2 separate regions of the Homo sapiens genome follow, and region 2 is linked to region 1. A link is a contact called in ENCODE Hi-C or POLR2A ChIA-PET data. All regions are on one chromosome and are shown on one strand. Each heading gives the region's core, a stretch centred on a gene start or an enhancer-like site at or near the end of the contact. The rest is flanking DNA. Distances are from core to core; before and after follow the strand shown.

Region 1 (4,709 bases), core at 569-3,068:
CAAAACTCATTTACTAAGGTAGTCACTTTTTTTTTTCCCATTCCTATATCTTTGCCTCTTAAACTTGGGTAGGCTTTTGTTTAACAATAGCAAAGTAAAATCTTCTTCCTTAAGTCTTTATGATACTTCTCTAGCAAGCCTGGGATGTGACTGAGTTATTTTTACAATCTGCTGTTTGGTTTTCCTGTCATTTACTCCCTGCTCAGCAGAGCTCTTCTGCAGTGATCATTGCGCTTGTTTAGCAGGCAGGCTACATTCTACACACTTGCTTTTGCTGATCTCACCTTAGCATTTTGTGGTAACAAAGCTGTGTGCACAACCAAAGTTGTGCCTTTCTTACTCTGTAAGATGGGCTGCCTTCCTGCAGATGACTTTTGTTCTATGTTCCACTGTGTCTTGTTTGTGCCATTCTTAATTTACACGACAGAGATGCTGTCATCACCAATTAACATTAATCAAGGGCCCCCTGGATGCATGGCTGCATTGGGACTAATTTAATATGCTCTTTGTTCCAGATATCAGGTGGCTTCTTCAAATGATTTTTAAGTATCTCGATGATGATGAAGAACAAAGACATCAATCAGGATTCAGGAAGACAGCTTTTGCGGAAAATGCTTAAAGGGAAGCATCAAGGATTGGTGTTGATATTTGAAAGTTTAAGAGTGGTATACTTTTATTCAGTCAACACATGACAAATGTAAAAGGCACTCATTTGTTGTTCCTGGAAGAAGCCTGGCAGCATTCCATTCAGACATCTGCCCTTTCATCGTCCCACTTTTTACTTATTGCAGTCCTTTCAGTCTGAATATTTCCTCCTGACGCATCTTCTGCCGTCCGAAATGACTCCCTGCTCCCAGATCCTGTAGCCCTTATTATTGACACCTTTCATTTAGAAATTTAGCACATGTCACATTACACCATTATTGAATAAATAATGAATAAATAAATAAATAAAGATGTATGTCCTTCCCAAGTATATCAGAGAACTATCTGGACAATTTCTTTCTTTCCCAATTCTCAGAATCAGCAGTATTCTGTCAAGAAACATTTATCGACGATGATGGCAATAGTCGATTAAAATCAGATGAAGTTTTATTTTTAAAAAAAGGTTGAGCGGAGAGACAAGGCTGAAGGTTTGGAAGTTGAGACAACCATCTTCAATAAACGTTTTCTCATCTAAGGGCTGTATGTACATCATTTTGGGGAAGGTAGAGATTGAAGGAGGAAGAACATCACTGGAGGAAGAGACAGCAGTTTGTCTTTCGAGTTTCAATAAAGTTTCAAAAATCTTGCCTAAGTTATATATTTTTTTGGCCTTTCCCTTTTGATGTGACAATAAACTGTAATGCGGCTGTCGTTTGTACGAACCGATATTCAGCAGAATAAATCTGAGCACTTTCAGAAAAAGAAGCGTTCGGTTTTCTCATAGATGTTAGCATGAAGAACACACTTTGACCTTTGATGCTGTCAAGCACCTGGGCCAGCGAGGCTGGCGGCTGGCGAATTCCACCAGCAAGCAGACGCATTGCTGCGCAGGACCCGGCGAACCAGGGACCGGTCCACCCAACCCAGGAAGGCACCCCCGGGGTCCCGCCCAGCCCGGTTCCGGGAGCCTTATTGGCCGGCCTTCCGCCCGCCATCTCTATCAGCCCCAGGGATTTGGCAAGGGAGGTAGGCGGCTCCCTTTCGGCCACTCATTGGTCAAATCCTAATGGAGGTAAGGCACTCTGCGAGTCTCTATTGGTCCCTAGGCTCCAAAAAGGGCGGGGAAAAACAGACCGACAGGCCTCTAGGCGGGAAGCGCGGAGTGCGCCGGCGCGTAGTCGGGGACGCCGGGCCGAGGCTTTGCTAGGGAACACTGTTATCGCCCCGCCCCCTCGGAGCTTTTTCTCCAGTTAACTGTCGGAGTAGCGGGGGCTCCGGCGCCGGGCGACATGCCGGTGCGCTTCAAGGTGAGGCTGGGGTCCCCGGGCCGGAATGTGGCTGGGGGGAGCCATGGCCGGGGAGGTGTGGAGCGCCGAGGTCACGCTGCTTTTCTGCGCTGCAGCCCTCTGCCCGGCGGAAGCTGCCAGCCCCAGGGCCTGCTCGAGGGGCCCCAGAATCTGCCCGCCGCCTCTTAACCTAGTTCCCTCTCCGCTCACTCACATTTGCAAGCTGCAGTGTGTCGAAGAGTCAGATGGTGCGAGACACATTTACTTAGGGGGACTCAAGAGGAGTGGAGATGGGAGGAGGTCCCTTTGCGAAGAGAACTAAAGGCGACTTCAGATTGGGACACCTGTGGCCCATTTAGCTTAGCATTTAACCCCCATTACCTTTAAAACTTTAGTGTATGTGGCTTTTAAAGGCTTGAGAAATGGGTTCTTAGTAAAGACAGCGTATAAAGAAATACACGTTTTTCATCGTTGTGCATTCTTAGCGTATGTTAAAAGTTCCAGGTAGCTGGTAGCTGTCAGGGACTAGCACCCTGCAACTTCACAGGTGGCCACAGCGTCCCACATCTCCTGACTCATTTATCTTAAAGGCGTGTATTCAGAATGGAAGGGGAGTTTGCCTTTTGTTGACTTTATCAAATAGCAAAAGGTCCTAGGCATGGTACATAATATTGTGTACTCGGTGAAAACCTGCGATAAATCTAGAATGATGAGAATTTAGATTGTCATTAGTTATCCGACAAGAACTCATGCTTTGGAATCAGATAATCAGTGAAAGGGTAACCTCTGAGCCTGGAATTCCTGGTAGCATCTGCCTCAAGTGGTGTTGTGGATTAAAGGATATAACACGTGTGAACTGCTTAGCACAGGGCTGGGTGAATATTAGCTCTTATTAAGGAGCTCGTCTGTGTTTAATTTTCAGTCTTAAGTCTCTTTTGGGAGGTTCAGAAATTATTTTTCACCGATGTCTGCTTTAAAACATCATTCATTAATTGGACTGTACTCAAAAGTGTACTTTGCATTACAGGGGCTGAGTGAATACCAGAGGAACTTCCTGTGGAAAAAGTCTTATTTGTCCGAGTCTTGTAATTCCTCCGTGGGGCGAAAGTACCCATGGGCTGGACTTAGATCAGATCAATTAGGTAAGTTGAGCAGGCTAATAGCCATTCTAACCTGGGCTAAGTTTATAACTTGGGCCAAGCCGTTATAACTTGGGCTAAGTAAACCTTGGGCTAAGTTTACCAAATGATATATTAAAAGTTCAGTTGGCCTGGTTGATTTATTCATTTATTAATCAAGTATTTATTGAAGGTTTACTATGAGCCAGGACTATTCCCAGCAGCTAGTGTGGCAGGCCAGGTTTCACTAATGGAGGCCTCCATCACAACTGTTTCGGTACTGACTGAGCGGTTAAGTTAAATATTGAAAGCTAAAAAAAGCCAGTGCCCTTACACAAAGGCTGGGATGTCACAAAAGCCCATCAAGAGTATTGCCTAGGCCTTTCCTGGGCCATAAAGCATGACAAAATAAGGAATTCTTAACAGGATCCGTTTAGGATTAAACAAGTTTTACTGGGGGTCTGAAGAAACTCCCCAGGCCTCCACAAATTTATTGGCGGTCTGAAGGAACTCCTCAAACCTCCATGATTCAGCAGGAGACAAGATAAGGGTAATCAGCCCAGCACCTAGACCCATTTAGATTAAGTAAATTTACTGATGCTCCAGAAGAAGGTCTTCAGGACTCAGACCTTAGTTATAGATTAAAAGAAGTTAATCACTTATATCCTTAGATGAATGCACACTTACACGTAGACATATAGCTTAGAAGGTATATAAGCTCTGAAAAACTTTGTAATTTGGGGTTCGTCTGGTGATAATTTGCAGGCCTTCTTCCCGTAACTGGTTATAGAAATAAAAACTCTCTTTCTCCCTAGTTTATCTGCATCTCGTTATTGGCCGAGAGAAATAGCAGCCTGACCCTCAGTTTGGTCTGGGAACACTAGGGATATAGCCCTGAACCAAAGTCCCTTAACTGTGGAGAGAAACAGTAAGCAAGTCACTCAATAATTAAGGGAATTTCAGGTTTTTATATAAAATTGTAGGGAAGTGTGATACATAACATGCGGGAGGAGTGGATTGGAGGGAAAATGCTTTAGATTAGATGGTTGGGAAAGGCTCTTTTTGAGGAGGTGATATTTGAGCTGAGACCTGAAAGCTGAGGGGACAATGCTGGGGAAGAGTGCTCCCAAGGTCTTGAGAAATGGAAGCTTAGGGAGATGAGGTCGCTGCCCCAGCTTTACAGCTAGTAAGTGGCAGAACCATGATTTGAAATCAAGTCTGTTTTGTGCAAAGCATGTAATTTCAGAGGTCATGTTCTTGTTATCACACATGCCTCCTCCCTGTGTCCCAGGGAAGGCAGAGTCCTGGGCCAGAGTTTCCCGGAGGGTGATAGAACAGAAGGGAGACAGACTGACCTCATTATACCTGCTTATTTAATTCTTCCTTACTAGTATATTAGATCTCTGAGAGTAGGGCTCTGTCTTATTCACCACCCAGTACCTAACACAGGCCTTGGAACATTCTATTGCTTCTTGAAACTATTTTTTGAATGAATGAATTAGCCTAAATTTGAATTATAATAGCTGTGTGATGTTGGGCAAATTGAGCTAGTTTCACCAAGTGAGATTTTAGGAAGTCTGTTGCATAGGATTACTGGGAGGGTTTAAATGAGATGTTGCCTATTAAGGGCCTGGTTTGAGTACACAGATCAGTGCTTAGT
Region 2 (4,977 bases), core at 555-3,054, 210 kb after region 1:
TCCAGACTAGACTGAAAGATCTGGGGCTTCTTCTGCAGGTGGCAGTTGAAGTTATGGGAGCAGTTAAGATCACTAAGTAGTGTCGGAGAGTGAGCAAAGAGGGGTAAGGACTGGATCTTCAGTCACAGTAACATGGAGAGTCAGGAAGATAAGAGGGGACTGGAAAGGGCTAGCCAGGGGTTTAGGGGAACCAAGAGAGTGGCATCAGAGAAGCCAAAGGAAGAGTGTATAGTCAACGATGTCAGATGCTGAAAGATGGCAAGTTCTTAGACCAGAAATGAGTCCACTGATTTGCCAATCTGTGGTCCTTGGTGACCTTTGGCAGTCACAGTTTCAGAGTTGGTGGTGGTGATGGGTGGGGGCAGAACTTAGAAAGCAGTGGGCTGAGTAAAGAAATGAAAGAAGAGAGATCTCATCTGTCTATGTTCTTTAAGATGTGGTAGTCTGTTGCACTACAGTGGAACTGCTAGGAAAGTGCTGCTTTTAGCAATCATATTATATATGCTGGTGGCTCAGTTTCAGCTTGTGGTCATCTAAGATCTTCTGACTTTTTTTTAAACCTTGGCAAGCCAGGGTCTTTCTATCTGAAATGTACATAATCGATTATTTTTAAAACCTTTAATGCAGGCCTTTAACATTTATCTCTTTCAAATAGTACCTTATTAGTGTAAGCCAAATTTTCCAAACATATTCTAAAGCTAATTTCATCATTGTTTGCTTTATAGTCCTGCCTAGGACCTTACTTTTTAAGATGCCTGGTTCTCTTCCTTAGAAACTAGGGATGGCGGTGTTCCTGTTACTATAATTTGTGCATGGAAAACTAGATTGAGCTCAATTTCATTCCTGGGAAACAACAACTTTCTTAGCTAAAATATAAACCCTAACTGGAAAGCAACTGACCAGAGGTTAAGAATTGCATTTTGAAATAGTAATTGACCACAAATCAAAAGACATGTACTATTTAATGTGCTTGATTGATTTCAAGCTTCCAAATCCTCAAAGCTAAAAACTGTCATCATAATGTACTTAGTTAATGGGTGACTGTATTTTTAGAAAAGCTTTTGACAAAAGGCTAGAAAAAGACTTAAATGCATAAACCAGGGTATTTTCTTGCCTGAGTATTCCATTAATTGAGATTTTATACTTAACACCTTTTTTTTAAGTTTTACAAAGGACCATGAAATTGTGATCCCTGTGAGGTAGATGGGCTATTTTTATTTCACTTCTAAGAAGATCAAGGTATAAGGTACCTATTTCCTCGGATGTTATGAACCCAAAGAATATAATGATGACATTTTGATTTTCCACCCAGGCCTTTTGCCATGACTTTCCCAGCACTCACGTCAGATATCTTCATTCACAATTTAAAAAGAAGAGTTATGTCTCAAGGAGAAAAATCTAGGTAGGAACAGATAGAAACAGTTTTACATAGAGCTCAGCTAATTGTGTGAAGTTGGTGGTCATGAAACTGTGGGACTCTGAATGTTGGTTACACCAAGGCGCAATGTGGGCAGAAGATGCTTCCTCCAGGCAGCTTGGGCAAACTGTTTAGTGCAACACCCTTGCTGTGTAGGCTTATTTTTAGCAGAAACAGGGACCTTGAACTCATCAGCTCATTTTGAGTTCAATATGAAATCTGAACCTAGACCCGAGAAGATGCCTACCTGTGTCCCCACCCGCCCCCTTGGTGTGCTGCCAGAAAATGTTTACTCAGAGCAGCAGCTGAAGTCTGTTTGGGAACCTGCAGCCTGTGTACATCCGACTAGTGACCAAGATGCTTGGGTGTGTGCTGACTCATTTAAGAACAACTGATTTAGAGAGCTGCTGGGGTGTGGGTGTTAGTGTGCTGTGGTTCATTTTCCAGCATGCTACCAGAAAAGCACTGGATGGAAGTGGCAAATGACAAAGTCAAAACACAGTTACTGTACTGTTCAGAATATAGACAGCAATTTCCTTTCTAAATCTGTCTTTTAGGATGCCCTAGTCATTAGCATCTGGATTTGGCAATATTTTAGAAATATTTAAATATAGCTATGTTTAATGAGCACTTACCACATGCTAGGCATTTTTCTAAATGTTTTACAGGCGTTAAATCATTTAGTTCTCATAGCCACACTCTGAGTTATCTGTTCTCATCTGTCATCATGGCCATCTTGCAGTTGGGGACAGCTGAGGCTTGGGGATATGTAATTAGCTTAAAGATACCAGAGTATCTGTGGCAGAGCATGATATAAATCTAGGTCTGACTCAATGTCAGACTCAATATGACTCAAGTCTATATTGTTAACCTGTTAAATGTTACTGAGGTTTTGGTGCTATTTAAATAGAAATAAATGGGTTGTGCTTAATGTTCAGTAAATACAATTTCTATACCACTTTCTGATTTTTTTTGTATATGGATATATATGAAATAGAAGTCAAGCGTTTGTCCATTTAATCTGAAAATGTGCACTCAATTGTGATTAGGTGTAGGAAGATGGTGCGACGATCTTTTTACACGTGATGGATTCTTAAGTCTTTTTAATTCTTTCAGGTGGCTGATCTCTGTTCAGGGATATGTCAAACAACCCTTCTTTCTCCAGCAGGCAAGAGGCAGGTCTGGGTGGGACACTCTGGGCTGGGCTGGGCCTAGCTTCTGGAAACACCCAGGGATCCCTTAAGTCATAGCCTAAGTCAGGGTCCTGGGGCCATTGAGAACTCTTCATGGTTAAGAAGGGGGGATACCTGAGGGTAAGTTAATTACTCCAATGGCATAAATCAGTGTTTCAGACATACATTTAATCATCTGTAACAACTTTTGTTGACCCTATCTTAAGGTCATTTGAATCTTTTTCCAGAAGCCTATTGCTCTTGGCAATCTGAGGGATGGGGCAGTTAGAGACAGAGGGCTTTGACCCATATGTCTCAGGCCTCATCAGCATGACTACAGAATAGAGACATTTATTTATTTATTTTGTAATTGCCTAAATTACGAAATTGTGTACTCCCCTCCTTTTCTTGCCCAAATGCTAAAAACTGGAACCCCCTACCTCAACTGCTCTCTCAGTATTCTGAGAGCTCTCAGTGTCAGGTTTCACTGTTCCTCCCTCCTCCACTCCCCAGGTCTCTGTCTTCCTCTGCGCTGTCATGACCTTCGGGGCTGGGCTGCTGTGATCATCCCTGCCACCTTCCAGAGACCACTCTCATACCCTCTGCTTGATCTCAGAAAATAGACCTCTGCCCTCCTGTTTTCCAGCTTGTCTGAACTGTATGTAGCACAGGCCCTTCCATAATTCCCCGTAATACAACTGAGGCCAACCACGTAAGTATAGGCATACTTTGTTTTATTGCGCTTCGCTTTCCTGTGTTTTGCAGATATTGTGGTTTTTACTAATTGAAGGTTTGTGGTAACCCCTTATATCCACCTGGTCTATTGGCTCTGTTTTTCCAACAGCATATGCTCACTTTGTATCTCTGTGCCACATTTTGATAATTCTCATAATGTTTCAAACCTTTTCATTATTATTATATGTGTTGTGGTGATCTGTGATCAGTGATCTTTGATGTCACTATTGTAATTGTTTTGGGGCGCCGAGATCTGTGCCCCTGTAAGACAGAGATCTTAATCGATAAATGTTGTGTGTGTTCTAACTGCTCCACCAACCAGGTGTTCCCTGTTTTTCTCCCTCTTCTTGAGCCTCCCTATTCTCTGGGACACAACAATATTGAAAGCAGGACAATTAATCACCCTACAATGTCCCGTAAGTGTTCAAGTGAAAGGAAGAGTCACATGTTTTCTCACTTTAAATCAAAAGCTAGAAATGATTAAGCTTAGTGAGAAAGGCATGTCCAAAGCCGAGATGGTCTGAAAGCCAGTCCTCTTGCACCAAACAGTTAGCCAAGTGGTGAATGCAAAGGAAAAGTTCTTGAAGGAAATTAAAAGTGTGACATCAATGAACACATTAGTGACAAGAAAGTAAAACTATCTTATTGCTGCTATGAAGAAAGTTTCAGTAGCCTGGATAGAAGACCAAACCAGCCACAACATTCTCTTAAGCTAAAGCCTAAACCAGAGCAAAATCCTAAATCTCTTCAATTCTGTGAAGGCTAAGAGAGGTGAAGAAGCTACAGAAGAAATGTTTGAAGGAAGCAGAAGTCGGTTCATGAAATTTAAGGAAAGAAGCTGTCTCTATAACACAAATGTGCAAGGTGAAGCTGCATGTACTGATGGAGAGGTTGCAGCAAGTTATGCAAAAGATGTAGCTAAGTTCAATGTTGAAGGTGGCTACACTAAACAATGGATTTTAAATGCAGATGAAATAGCCTTATATTGGAAGAATATGCCATCTAGGAGTTTCATAGCCAGAGAGGAGAAGTCAAGTCCTGGTTTCAAAGCTTTAAAGGACAGATTGACTCTCTTGTTAGGGGGGCTAATGTGGCTGTGACTTTAAGTGGAAACCCATGCTTATATATCCTTCCCAAAATCTTAAAGTCCTTAAGAATTTAACATCAGTTAAATCTACTCTGCCTGTGCTCTGTTAATGGAACAACAAAGCCTGGATAACAGCACATCTGTTTACAGCATGGTTTACTGAATATTTTAAGCCAACTGTGGAGACCTACAGCTCAGAAAAAAATATTTCTTTCAAAATGTCACTTCTCATTGACAATGCACCTAGTCACCCAAGAGCTCATGCCTTCTGTGTTAGGCTTTATTCTGCAGCCCATGGATCAAGGAGTAATTTCAACTTTCAGGTTGTATTATTTAAGAAATAAATTTTAAAAGCCTATAGCTGCCATAGATAGTGATTCCATGAATAGATCTGGGAAAAGTGAACTGAGAATCACCCGGAAAAAATTCACAATTCTGGCTGCTATTAAGAACTTTCATGATTCATGAGAGGAGTTTAAAATATAAACATTAATAGGAGTTTGGAAGAAGTTAATTCCAACCCTCGTGGATGACTTTAAGGGATTCAAGACTTTAGTGGAGAAAGT

The links. A loop is a pair of places that touch in the nucleus more often than their neighbours do. ChIA-PET counts read pairs that join two places held with the same protein, here RNA polymerase II (POLR2A). Pooled maps may share reads with other maps.
Region 2: a pooled map shows a loop between it and region 1 (3-fold over the local background). The contact joins the enhancer-like site here to the promoter of MDM1 in region 1. A Hi-C loop is called at or near these places in 7 of 50 pooled maps. POLR2A ChIA-PET finds 5 or more read pairs at or near these places in 4 of 52 experiments (OCI-LY7, activated CD4-positive, alpha-beta T cell, activated CD4-positive, alpha-beta memory T cell and 1 more).

The regions. Positions count from the first base shown.
Region 1 is chr12:68,329,471-68,334,179 of GRCh38, reverse strand. It overlaps MDM1 (Mdm1 nuclear protein), which reads left to right and starts at 1,818. Exons shown (of 15, transcript NM_001354969.2): 1 at 1,818-1,952; 2 at 2,959-3,073. The coding sequence starts at 1,935. LOC105369819 (a long non-coding RNA gene) reads right to left here and starts at 1,549. Exons shown (of 3, transcript XR_945057.3): 1 at 1-1,549. RefSeq lists a silencer at 1,618-1,877 and an enhancer at 2,178-2,267.
Region 2 is chr12:68,116,683-68,121,659 of GRCh38, reverse strand. No RefSeq gene overlaps it. Among named protein-coding and RNA genes, the nearest start is that of IFNG, 41 kb to the left of the region's middle. Within about 2 kb of position 1,804, at least 2 of the 41 ENCODE cell types and tissues checked have a DNase peak (open chromatin) inside an H3K27ac peak, as active enhancers do.